3 separate regions of the Homo sapiens genome follow, and all the other regions are linked to region 2. The links are chromatin contacts, found by Hi-C or POLR2A ChIA-PET in ENCODE. All regions are on one chromosome and are shown on one strand. Each heading gives the region's core, a stretch centred on a gene start or an enhancer-like site at or near the end of the contact. The rest is flanking DNA. Distances are from core to core; before and after follow the strand shown.

Region 1 (3,694 bases), core at 754-3,253, 280 kb after region 2:
TGGCCTCTGGAGCCAGCCCAGGTTGGATTCAAACCCAGATCACCACTTAGGACCTCTGACTTGGCCAGGTGAATTCATGTCTCTGCCTCAGTGTATTTGTCTGTGAAATAGTGCTTATTTTCCTCATAGGTATTGTGAGGGTTACAGGCGGTAATCCATGTAAAGCCCTCCCTCACACAGTGCCTGGCTCCTCATAAGGTCTTCACTGTTAGGTGTTGTTGCTGTGATCATCATCGTTCTAGAGAAAGTATCTGTAATATAAATGATCAGGACTTACTTAGACTGTAACACAAGTTTTAAGTTAAAGACATACATGGCGGCTGATGTTACTTGCTTTCACTGACCCCACCTTGTATCACTCAGTCTCTATCCATCACTGTTGAGTGCTTTCTTCAGTTGCCCTCCAGCCAGCTTTCCTTTGGCTGACCTGCCTTTTAGTAATATGTTTGCTTAATGTTTCCAAATATGAGACCTTTGGCCAGGTGCAATAGCTCATACCTGTAATCCCAGTGCTTTGGGAGGCCGAGGCAAGAGGATCACTTAAGGCCAAGAGTTTGAGACCAGCCTGGGCAACATAGTGAGATCTCATCTCTACAAAAAACATTAGCTGGGTGTGGTGGCCATGCCTTTGGTCCTAGCTACTCAGGAGGTTGAGGTGGGAGGATCACTTATGCCCAGGAGTTCGAGGCTGCAGTGAGCTATGACCATGCTACTGCACTCCAGCCTGGGCAAGAGTGAGACCCTGTCTCCCCCCCCCTTTTTTTTTTTTTGATACAGAGTCTCACTATTTCACCCAGTTTGGAGTGCAGTGGCATGATCTTGGCTCACTGCAGCCTCCACCTCCTGGGGTCAAGTGATTCTCATGCCTCAGAAAGGGTAGCTGGGACTATAGGTGTGCGCTATCACGTCTGGCTAAATTTTTTTTGTATTTTTAGTAGAGACAGGGTTTCGCCATGTTAGCCAGGCTGGTCTCAAACTCCTGGCCTCAAGTGATCCTCTTGCCTTGGCCTCCCAAAGTGCTGGGATTACAGGCATGAGTCACCATTCCCAGCCAACCTTGTTTCTTTAAAAAAAAAAAAGCTTTTAAGACACCAGTAGAAAGGAGATTCAGGTGAGAAAAGGAAGTCCAACATTCAACATTTCAAGTACTTGTCATGACGTGACAAGTACTTGAATGTGCTCAGGCTGAGTATGATGCCTATCGAAGTTCTAGTGGGAGTCGGGCCTGAGACCATGGAGCTAAGAGCCCACTGGTCTGGCTCTCAGAAGTCTGATTTGCAGGCTAGACAGTAACTGGGCAGCTTTCTATGGCTCAATTCTTCACCTCAAAAATAAAGATGGTGAGAATGGCTGCCTAAGAGTTGGAGTTTTAAACAAGATTAGGAATCTCACATGCCTAGCACGGGGCACCTGTAACCCATCGCAAGTGCTCCGTAAATGTTAGTGATTAAAGGGAACATTGAACCATTTTCAGTTCTTCTGCATTTTATGGGGGAAGTGGTATAATCCCGTGGTGGTTTCTTGTTTGGCGATGGGGAGTTTCTGTAGCCGCATCTCTGGGGAGCGGCAGCAGTCTCCTGCTTGTGATATCACCAGAGTCTGTCTTGACTACCCTGGCCTGCCGTTTGAGCTGTCTTGAACATAATTTCTTCTGTGACTGGGAGATTAGGAACCTCACACACCAGCCTGTCAGATTATAAAAGAGAAACAGAAGCTGGGGGAGAAGAGACACATTTATAAAAGACTAAATTTGTAAAGAACATTTAGAAGTCACTGCTCAGAGGTGATTCGGTTTAGTATCCTTAGCAGCTTCTTCAGTTCATTGTTTTTATTATTAGGAAAGTCTAAGGAAGTTTTCTGAGCTTCATTTTCAGTGTTTTACATGAAAACACTTCACCCCCTTTTTGGTTTGCTTTTTGTTGCTGTTGGATCCTTTCAGCTTTCTTGCTTGGAGTTTCAAGGGCTGAAGCCAATATGACATGTGTCCTGCCCCGACCTGCTCTCAAAGTTGGACTCGGCAGAACTTGTCACCAGCTTGTTATGTTCTTTTATAGACAGAAAGCAAATAGGCAAAGGTTAACAATTGGCTAATTTAGGTGAAGGCTATATTGTGTTCATTGTACTTTTCTTTCAACTTTTCTGTAAGTTTGAAATTTTTCAGTGTTGAAGAATATGTTCTCTTACGTGCCTTATACGTTTTAGGTCATAGGATTTGTTATTAAGAGTGATTTTTAGTTATGGGCTGTATATGTATGTAGACTTTTTTTACGTAAACTGGATAAGTGAAGATGAGAACCTTCAGAAAATATGTTCAGTTTCTCTAGTTTAAAAAAAAGTAAGGTATTGCTTTTTTTTAACCACCTCAATGAATATGGAATATGGATAGATAAAATATTTGCATAGATTTAGGAATATGTCATATTTATTTCTCCTGTCATCAGTTGAGAAAAACTACCACAATTAAATAAAAATATCTTCTCCATCTCCGTTACGGCAGTCATGCCTGCCTGCCTTCTACTACTGTAAATGGCCAAAAAGATTAATTAGGAAGTGCCTTTTAACAACTTCTAGTTCTTTAGAACTTACTCTAACTTAGCAGGGCTATTTGATTGGTGAAGCAGCAAGCTACTGACTACATAGGGTAATTAATTAGTCAATATTCAACCAATGTGAATTCAGGGATTTTTTTTTTTTCTAACAGGATAATCTACAGGGGTACAAAACCCAAAACAAATTTCTAAATAAGGAGATTTTGGAACTCTCAGCTCTACGAAGAAATGCAGAAAGGAGAGAGAGGGATCTGATGGCAAAGGTGGGTCAGGATAGGTGGATTCTATTACCTGGTGGGAGGTAAGGTTAGGAAACCATTAAAAATAAGCATGCTTTACAAAGCGGTTCAACTCCCAGGCTTGGAGAGATGTGGTTACTGATAACAAAATATATTTAAAATACATATAATACATAGAGCTGTATAGTTAGTCTCATTTTATTATCTCTGATGAAGACAGATAAATGCCGTGAGATGTGAGTTTTTCACATAAACTGGATAAGTAAGAATGAGAAGCTACAGAAAATGTGTTCAGTTTCTCTAGTTAAAAAAAGAACATAAGGTATTGCTTTCTTTGTGTACCTTTGTTCATAAGCATTTTTAATAGATTTTGAAGAAAACAAAGTAAGTACATAATTATAAGGTCACCTAAATTAAGATTATTTGGGTTTTGATTTATGCTGTTCAGTTTTGTATTTATGGAGATGGTGAGGTAAATGCCTCCTCTGTGAACCCAATAGGGTTGGTGTGAAAGTCAGATATGATTATGGCTGGAAGGGGCTTTGCACAAAGTGTAATGGGACCACAAACATTTCAGCTGTCATCAAATGAGCTGTAATCAAATGATACTTGTCAACAGCTGTTATATACCTGATATACTTTTTTGAACAGAACTTGAAGCATCTTCCCAGACCTTATTCCTGCATGTTTTCTAGGGTATATTTGATTTGTCTGATAAGGTGGCAGATGGGAGCTAGTCCTGGACCACAGTGTCCTAAGAAAGAATGGGTATAGCATGGAGTGGCCACTCATGGGCCATGTGCCAGATGGCACCGAGCTGGACCTCAGTAATTGGCATGTAGCCTGGTTCCTGCTGCTCTCTCCACCTCTGTCCAGAGGTGATGCATTTGTTGGCATCCAGAGGTC
Region 2 (4,080 bases), core at 472-2,971:
ACTTGGGAGGCAGAGGTGGGTGGAGCACCTGAGGTCAGGAGTTTGAGACCAGCCTGGCCAACATGGTGAAACCCCGTCTCTACTAAAAAAAAAAATACAAAAAAAAATTAGCCGGGTGTGGTGGTGGGTGCCTGTAGTCCCAGCTACTGGGGAGGCTGAGGCAGGAGAATCACTTGAACCCAGGAGGCAGAAGTTGTAGTGAGCCGAGATTGCGCCACTGCACTCCAGCCTGGGTGACACAGCAAGACTCAGTCTCAAAAGAAAAAAAAGCCCCCAAAGATGAACTTCACCTAGTTGTAAGTGGTCTAATAGTCCTCCGTCTCTCTCTCTATATATATATTTGAACTTCAAAACTAGTTTTTTCGAAAAATATTTTTTAGAGCCAGGGTCTCACTCTGTCACCCAGGCTACAGTGCAGTGGCCCAATCATAGCTCACTGCAGCCTCAAACTCCTGGGCTCAAGTGATCCTCACTTCTGCCTCCTGAGCAGCTGGGTCTACACGTGCACACCACTGCGTCTGTAACTTTAAAATTTTTTGTAGAGATTGGGTCTCGCCATGTTGCCCATACTGGTCTTGAAATCACGGCCAGAAGCAATCCTCCCCCCTTGGCCTCCCAAAGTGCTGGGATTACAGGAGTGAGCCACCACATCTGAGCCACAGGGCGGCCTCCATAATGGGGCATGAGCCTCTTCCCATCTTTTTTTGTTGTTGTTATTCGAGACAGTCTCACTCTGTTGCCCAGGCTGGAGTGCAGTGGTGTGATCTGTGCTCACTGCAACTTCTGCCTCCAGGGTTCAAGCGATTCTCCTGCCTCAGCCTCCCAAGTAGCTGGGATTACGGGCACATGCCACCACACCCGGCTAATTTTGTTTTTGTTTCTGTTTTTTTTTTTTTTACTTGAGACGGGGTTTCACCATATTGGCCAGGTTGATTTCAAAACTCCTAACCTCAAGTGATCCACCCACTCCGACTCCCAAAATGCTGGGATTACAGGCATGAGCCACCACACCCAGCCCCATCTCTTTTTTTTTTTTTGAGACGGGGTCTAGTTCTGTTCCCCAGGCTGGAGTGCAGTGGCGTCATCACGGCTCAATGTAGCCTCAACCTCCAGGGCTTAAGCGATCCTCCTGCCTCAGCCTCCCAAGTAACTGGAACTACAGGCATGTGCTAATTGTTTTTATTTTTAGTAGACACGAGGTCTCTCGCTATGTTGCCCAGGCTGGTCTGGAAACCCAGAGCTCAAGCAAGCCTCTCACCTCGGCTCCCAAAGTCCTGGGATTACAGACGTGAGCTACTCTGCCTGGCCCTCAAAAAAAAAAAAAAAAAAAGTCAGTTGACAACCTATTAAACTGATATCTGTCACGTTAATGGGTCATGACTAGCAGTTTGAAAGACAAAGCTCGATTTCACTGAATTTATTTCAGCAACAGAAGTTATTAGCTTTAGTCCAATCTCAAAAGTACAAAATGAAATTGCAACACAAACCTCTAAACCTGCAGTTGCCGGAAGCTAAACGTCTGCGCTTCCGGAAGCAAATTTCCAACTACCACTCCTCTGGAAGCAGGACCTGGCTTCCTCCCTCCTCTCTCCGCCCACCCTCGTCGGCGTCTGCCCCGCGCCCGCCATAGCGACGGCAACGGGCGCTGCGGAGTGCTCCGAGCCGTGAGGGCGGGGCCGGCGCGATGCCCCGCCCCTTCGATAGCTCATCTTTGCGCGTCGCAGTCGCGCGGAGCCCGGCTTCCGACGTGCAGCCTGGCAGTGCAGTGGTGAGTTGGAGCGCAGGGCCGTTGGGGATTGGGGTCATTAGGGCCGTTGACAGTCCAGGCCAGAGGGCGAGTGAGCGAGGTTGGGCCCGAGGCTGCCTGTAAGCAGGTCCGTTCAGGGATGCTCCAGGCCCTGGGGCCTGAGGGTGGCTTCCATGGCTCCATTTGCCCTGGCTGTTCCTCGGTGTACGGGGCCTGAGGGGAGTGGGGGAGGCCCGTGGGTGGCCTCCTTTTGCGTCCTGAGAATGTTCTGGGCAGTATCGAGATTAGGGCTGGTTTCTCTGCGGAGGAGATCATTTATCCGTAGCTGGGAGGGCTGTATTAACCGAAGTTTTCCAGTAGTGGGCCACGCTGTCTTAGGTAGCGTGCTGGACAGATACAGACATCACTGGACGGGTACAGACAGAGGCTGGGTTCGCTTTACGCCAAGTACCGTGCAATACTGTGGGCTGTTGACTTGCCTGAGTAGTTTCATAGAGGCATCTGTAGTGTTCCTTGGAAACACTGAGTCAGTGATGAATTCTGCCTAGGAAATTTAGGGAAAAGTTTCCCAAAGAGAGAAGATGGCAAGAGAGGGCTAAGGTCTAAAGTCTCTTAGCTCTGACCTTCATAAGACCCTGAAGTAAGAGGTAGTGTATCTTGGTAGCCTATACTATAGCTTGTATCCACCTTTTAGTGTCCCTTGGGGAAGCTTCCTTAACCGCTTCTAAGCCTCCCTTTTCTTACTAGAAAAGTGGAACTGATAATAAAAAAATAGTAGTTCCCCCCTTATCTGCGGGGTGTACGTTCCAGTGGATGTCTGAAATCTTGGATAGTGAAGGACCCTGACTGACTTACCGTGGTTTGACTTACAATTTTTCAACTTTACATAGGTTTATTGGGAAGTAACCCCATTGTAAGTTGAGGAGCATCTATACTGTGTTTTTTCTCATACAGATTACACATACATACCTGTGATTACTTAGTTTAATTCGTAAATTAGGCACAATAAGAGAATAACAACAATAATAATAAAATAGAATTATAACAGTGTAATAAAATGTATGTGAATGTGGTCTCTCTCAAAATATCTTACTGCACTCTACTCACCTATTTTTGGACTACGGTTGACCTCTGGAACTGTGGAAATCAAAACCTCAGCTAAAGAACTACTGTACCTAGTAAGCGGGGTTATGAGGTTTCAGTGAGCTAAATCTTTGTGTATTACTTAAAATAGGACCGGATTCATTGTACATCCTCAAATGTGCACTCATTGATAGAATCACACCCTTGTCTTTTGGAGCCCGGGTTTTTGGAAGCTGGCTTACCGCAAGCCTTCCTCCTTTTTTTGTTTCTATCCATTGCCAAATGTGAGGCCCAGAATGACAGGGAAGAGGACAAGCCTGTGCTTCAGCAGGCAGAAGGCTGTGCTGAAGCAGAGGTTGAATACCATTCCCATTAGCCAAACTGGCTTGAGCACTTTCCTGTCTTTCCTACCCTGGGCAGAAAGAACCCTGTTCATGGGTCACAAATGAATAAAACACTACCAACCTGTCTGTAATCCCAGCACTTTGGAAGGCCAAGACAAGAGGATCGTTTGAGGCCAGGAGTTTGATACCAGCCTGGGCAACATAATGAGAACTTGTCTTTACAAAACCAAAACAAAACACTACCAATTTGAGATCTTCATAGGCAAGGATTAGTTATAAATTGTTTGTTTGTTTGATTTCCTGTTATTGGAAAACCTTCGGCAGCTTTTTAGGCTGGCAGATTTAAAGAAAGTAACCTGAACCTGGATGCCTTAACTGTGTGGTCCCTTAAACTGCCAATGGGTAGAATTGCGAGGGCCGTGAACTTGGCTGAGAGGAAAAATTGCATCTTTATGTTTCCTAACCTCCAACTGAAATTTAGCATTTTCTTCCACTGTGAATGTAGGCAACAAATCACATTATTAGCAGTGTGACTTTGTTATGAATATAAATTATAGATATTTTCATATCATGATATTGTGTAAGCTCATTGCAACTTCGAAATTATGGTAGTTATTAAATTTGCTTCTAGATCACATATATAATGTGTCAGTAAAGAAGCACATATGTTTTTGTATTTTGATAAAATTTTAGCATACAGTCTATCCTCATTATTTGTGGATTCTGTATTTATGAATTCACCTACTTACTAAAATTTGTCTGTAGCCCTCAAATTAATACTTACAATGCTTTTGTGGTCTTTGGAAGACATGACATTTTTTCACGTGAAAAATTTTAGTTGCCTGATGCACATGTTCTCAACTGAAGTCAAACAAGGTGACACTGCCTTCTTGTCAACTCTCATAT
Region 3 (3,669 bases), core at 909-3,408, 310 kb after region 2:
TGAAGTTTCTGGAGGAAAGGTCTTGAGACCCCACCCTGACCCCCTCACATGCCCATAAAAGAGCCTGCCCAGGGTGACACCCTGCCACCCCATCTCCATACTTGCTCACCCCTGGTATTCCCCGACAGATCCTGGCACAGAACTGAGGTCCCAGGGGCCTCCTGCCAGCCTGCAGCAACCTCTGCCGTCCACTCCCGCCACCTCCCCCTGCTCCAGTGCACCTATCCTGCCAGGCCTCTGTGACCACCTCCAGCCACGGGGGCTGTACACAGCCTCGGGTTCTGAGTCACAGGGTCCCATCTCCCAGGCCAGCCTCCCACTTCTCAGGTGGGCCACAAAGCCTAGAGTGAGTGGGCCTTACAGGCCATCAGTGGAAACCAGGGACTGAGCCCAGGCCCAGTGGGGAGGGAGGCCAGCTGCAGGCTGTGCTTGTCAGGGCTGAGGCTTGGCTGGGCCCTCCTGCCCCATGGTTATCAGAGCTATTTTGGGATGTGGCTTGTTTCCAGCCTCCTAGCCTTGCTCCTGCTGCTGCCGCTGCTGCTAACAAACCCCAGGCCCTGCTTACTCCAGCAAGAGGAGCAGGAGGACAGCAGCCAGCCCTGGGCCTGGGACATCCCCCAGGCCCGGCAGAGGGCACGAGGCAGCAGGCAGGCTCCTCCACCCCAGCTCCAGGCAGAGCTCCAAAGTGCACATCTGCAGGCCTGCATCCTGGTCGCCCGGGGTGACCTCAGACAAGCTGCTTCACCTCTTGGGCCTCGGTTCTCTCCTCTGTCAACCCCACCTCCACAGCAAACGGATATGGCCATGCTGTGTCACTGCAGTGAGCACACACACACGCGTTTCCCAGCTTTCCACATGTCCCACCAACTGTCCCACAGACCAGCAGAACATCTGGGAATTCCAGATCTCAAAGTCCAGGACACCTTCCCAGCCCCCCTCCACTGTTCACTGATGGCAGAAAACTCACTTAGGACAGCTTCTAGTTCAGCCACCTAACCAGCCCCCATAGCCCACTCCCTGCAGCCCACTCACACCCGCCCCTGGGAGACCTTGCAAGCCCAGAGCCTCCTGGGCCATCCGTCCTTGGTTCTAGGCCCCCAGGGGCCTCAGTTTCTGTTCTCTGCCCCATCTGGTCCTCCCCCACTGGGATCATAACCACCCCGCTCCCTGTGGCCAGCCCTAGCCATAAAGGTGAGAGACGTGGTGCCAGCACCCAGCTCAGGCAGCACATAGGAGTGCTCTGAGATGCTGGCTGGGTGCGTGCTGAGGGCAGGCAGGACAGGGTGGGGGCACTGCCACTGGACCTTGAGGTAATGGGGTTTGAGGCAGGAAGGCCACCCCTGCCAGAGGCAGGGCAGCGAGGCATGGCAGGGGCCACTCTGAGCCCGAATGAGGGCTGCCCAGGAGCCGGTGCAGGTAAAGAAGGCTGCGTTGGACAAGCGGAGAAGGCAGACCGGGGAGATCGCAGGAGGCCCCGAATGTCAGCGTGAGTGCCCTGGCTGAGGACTCTTTTCTAGGGTCAGGGAGCAGCCAGCCAATAGCACAGGGGACGCAGCTGTTCATGCCACAGTTTCTGGATTCCTTGGACTGGCAGGGTCAGCCCCAGGCCCTCTCCCTGACCTTGCAATTGGGGATGACAGTGGCTGTGGGGGAGGGGAGAAAGCTGCCTTCCCTGAGCACCACCTGGATGCCCACGCAGTGCTGTGCCCTTCATGCCCAGACCTCATTTATGCAAGGATGGGGCTTGGCAGCCCCTTTATTCAGCACATGAAGGCCCTGAGAGGGAAATGGGAGCCCAAGGCCACACAGCTGGTGAGGGGATCCCAGGTGACACTCCAGGGCCACCCCGTTTCCTGCCCTCAGCACTGCTGGGAGCAGCTGCAGCTGGAGGAAGTGTGTGTGTGTGTGTGTGTGTGTGTGTGTGTGTGCGCGCGCATGTTGGGGGCAGGGGAGGGAGGCCCTTCATGTGGTTCTATTGCTCACTCTAGGCAGTCCTCTAGCCAGGGAATAGATAGGTCAGGGTTAAGATCAGGGTTAAGGACAGGGTCTCACCCAGGCTGTTTTCACACAGCCTCAGGGCCATCCCTGGCTTCACTGTGGGAAGACTGAGACCTAGAGGAGAAAGAGCTTACCCAGGTTCACACAGCAACTCAGGGGCCAGGGCCACTCCCTCTTCTCCCCTGAGGCCAGACAGCTGCCTGCAGGATGTTGTGTGGCTGGGACACCCCTTGACTGACTCCCAGCACAGCCCAGCCTCCGGCAAGGCATCCTGTGGCATCAGGATTTTCAGTGGCCATGTGGCTCCTGAGCCCAGACTACAGATGGAACCAGCCAGTGCCGTGGGCACAATGGTTTGACGACACCATTTCCCCATCACCCTCCCCACCCTACCTCACTTCAGCAGGGAGCCTGGGGTCAGGGGACTCACGGGGAGACTCGATGGGCTCACAATCCTCGGTGCCACACGGCCGGGAGCTCTCAGGCCAGGCCTCATGGCCACACTGGTCACTGTCTTCCTCGGGCAGCCCTGTCTGGGTGTTGACACACTTGACTAGGCGCCGCTGGACGCCACTGCCACAGGGGGCTGAGCACTGGGGGGAGCAGGGGAGGAATGACTGTCTCCAGGGCCAGCCCTAGCAGTGGGGGCAGGGACACCTCCTCTGGGAAGCCGTCCCTGTGCCCTGTGCCTGACTGGCCTGGCCTTGCTCCCAGCCGCCCTCTCAGTGCTTCCTGGAGGACCTGGTCCCATTCCTAGAGCCCACTTGGTGCCGGAACCCCACTCTCACTTGTGGGATTGGCTCCTGCAGAGGGAAGGGGCATGAGAACCGTGGGACAGCCCTCGGGGCTGCAGGGCAGTGAGCCCCTCACACAGGACATGCCTGAGAAGCCTGGGCAGGGGCCCCGGGATGGAGCCCTGATGCAGCAGTGGGCAGAGATGTGGGCGAGACACCACTGTGCCCGAGGGACAGGGCAGAGGACCTGCCGCAGCCCATGGGCAGGAGGGCAGGAGACAGTTTCACAGCCGGGGCCCAGCCCGCCAGGCTTCGTTGTTATCAGCCCTGAACATGCGCTGAGTCTCTGCCAGTGTCGTGCTGTGCCCAGCCCTGTGCTTCATTACGTTCCTTCATTTAATCCTTCTGACCCTCCTCTCCTAAGCTGTTCCAATTTTACAGATGAGAAAACAGTGACCCAGCAAAGCAAAGCAACCTGCCCAGTCACTCAGCAGCCAGTGGGACAAAGACTCAAACGCTGGCCCAGCTGACTCCAGGACCCAGCTCAGGGCCCAAACCTGAGATTTCTGAACCCCTCAGTTCCAAACAGGCCCAGCAGAAGGTATCCTGCCCATCCGAGGCCCCTCTTAACGCCCCCTTCTGCCGCTGGCCTTTGCTGGGCTCCCTGATCGCCCCAAGCTCGACATTCCTGCCTCAGACTTCACACCTGCTGTCCCCTCGATTCCGTGTCCTTGGCATCACTGACTCCTCCCCTCGGGTCTCAACCCCAGGCCCCTCCTCAGAAGGCCTTCCCTGACATCATAACACATGTGCCCTTTCCTTGTCCGTTTTTCCCTGGCAGGTGTGAGCGCCAGCATGGCAGGGCTGTCCAGTCACTGCTGCATGTGCAGGGGCCACAGAGAGCCTGGCTCACAGCACACACTCCACAGCTCCTTCA

Evidence for each region. Hi-C counts contacts between places; a loop is a spot of excess contacts on that map. ChIA-PET counts read pairs that join two places held with the same protein, here RNA polymerase II (POLR2A). Pooled maps may share reads with other maps.
Region 1: a loop to region 2 is called in a pooled map, with 3 times the contacts of the local background. The contact joins the enhancer-like site here to the promoter of SKIC8 in region 2. A Hi-C loop is called at or near these places in 2 of 50 pooled maps. POLR2A ChIA-PET finds 5 or more read pairs at or near these places in 4 of 52 experiments (Caco-2, T-cell, activated CD4-positive, alpha-beta T cell and 1 more).
Region 3: a loop to region 2 is called in a pooled map, with 3 times the contacts of the local background. The contact joins the enhancer-like site here to the promoter of SKIC8 in region 2. A Hi-C loop is called at or near these places in 4 of 50 pooled maps. POLR2A ChIA-PET finds 5 or more read pairs at or near these places in 2 of 52 experiments (Caco-2 and activated T-cell).

What each region holds. Positions count from the first base shown.
Region 1 is chr15:78,016,965-78,020,658 of GRCh38, reverse strand. TBC1D2B (TBC1 domain family member 2B) reads left to right here. Exons shown (of 13, transcript NM_144572.2): 7 at 2,702-2,812. Among named protein-coding and RNA genes, the nearest start is that of TBC1D2B, 59 kb to the left of the region's middle. Within about 2 kb of position 2,003, at least 6 of the 41 ENCODE cell types and tissues checked have a DNase peak (open chromatin) inside an H3K27ac peak, as active enhancers do.
Region 2 is chr15:78,297,250-78,301,329 of GRCh38, reverse strand. SKIC8 (SKI8 subunit of superkiller complex) reads left to right here and starts at 1,721. Exons shown (of 11, transcript NM_025234.3): 1 at 1,721-1,768. RefSeq lists enhancers at 1,324-1,413, 589-1,555, 1,654-2,003, 1,556-2,523.
Region 3 is chr15:77,988,931-77,992,599 of GRCh38, reverse strand. It overlaps the pseudogene ADAMTS7P3. Among named protein-coding and RNA genes, the nearest start is that of TBC1D2B, 87 kb to the left of the region's middle. RefSeq lists a silencer at 1,717-1,806. Within about 2 kb of position 2,158, at least 6 of the 41 ENCODE cell types and tissues checked have a DNase peak (open chromatin) inside an H3K27ac peak, as active enhancers do.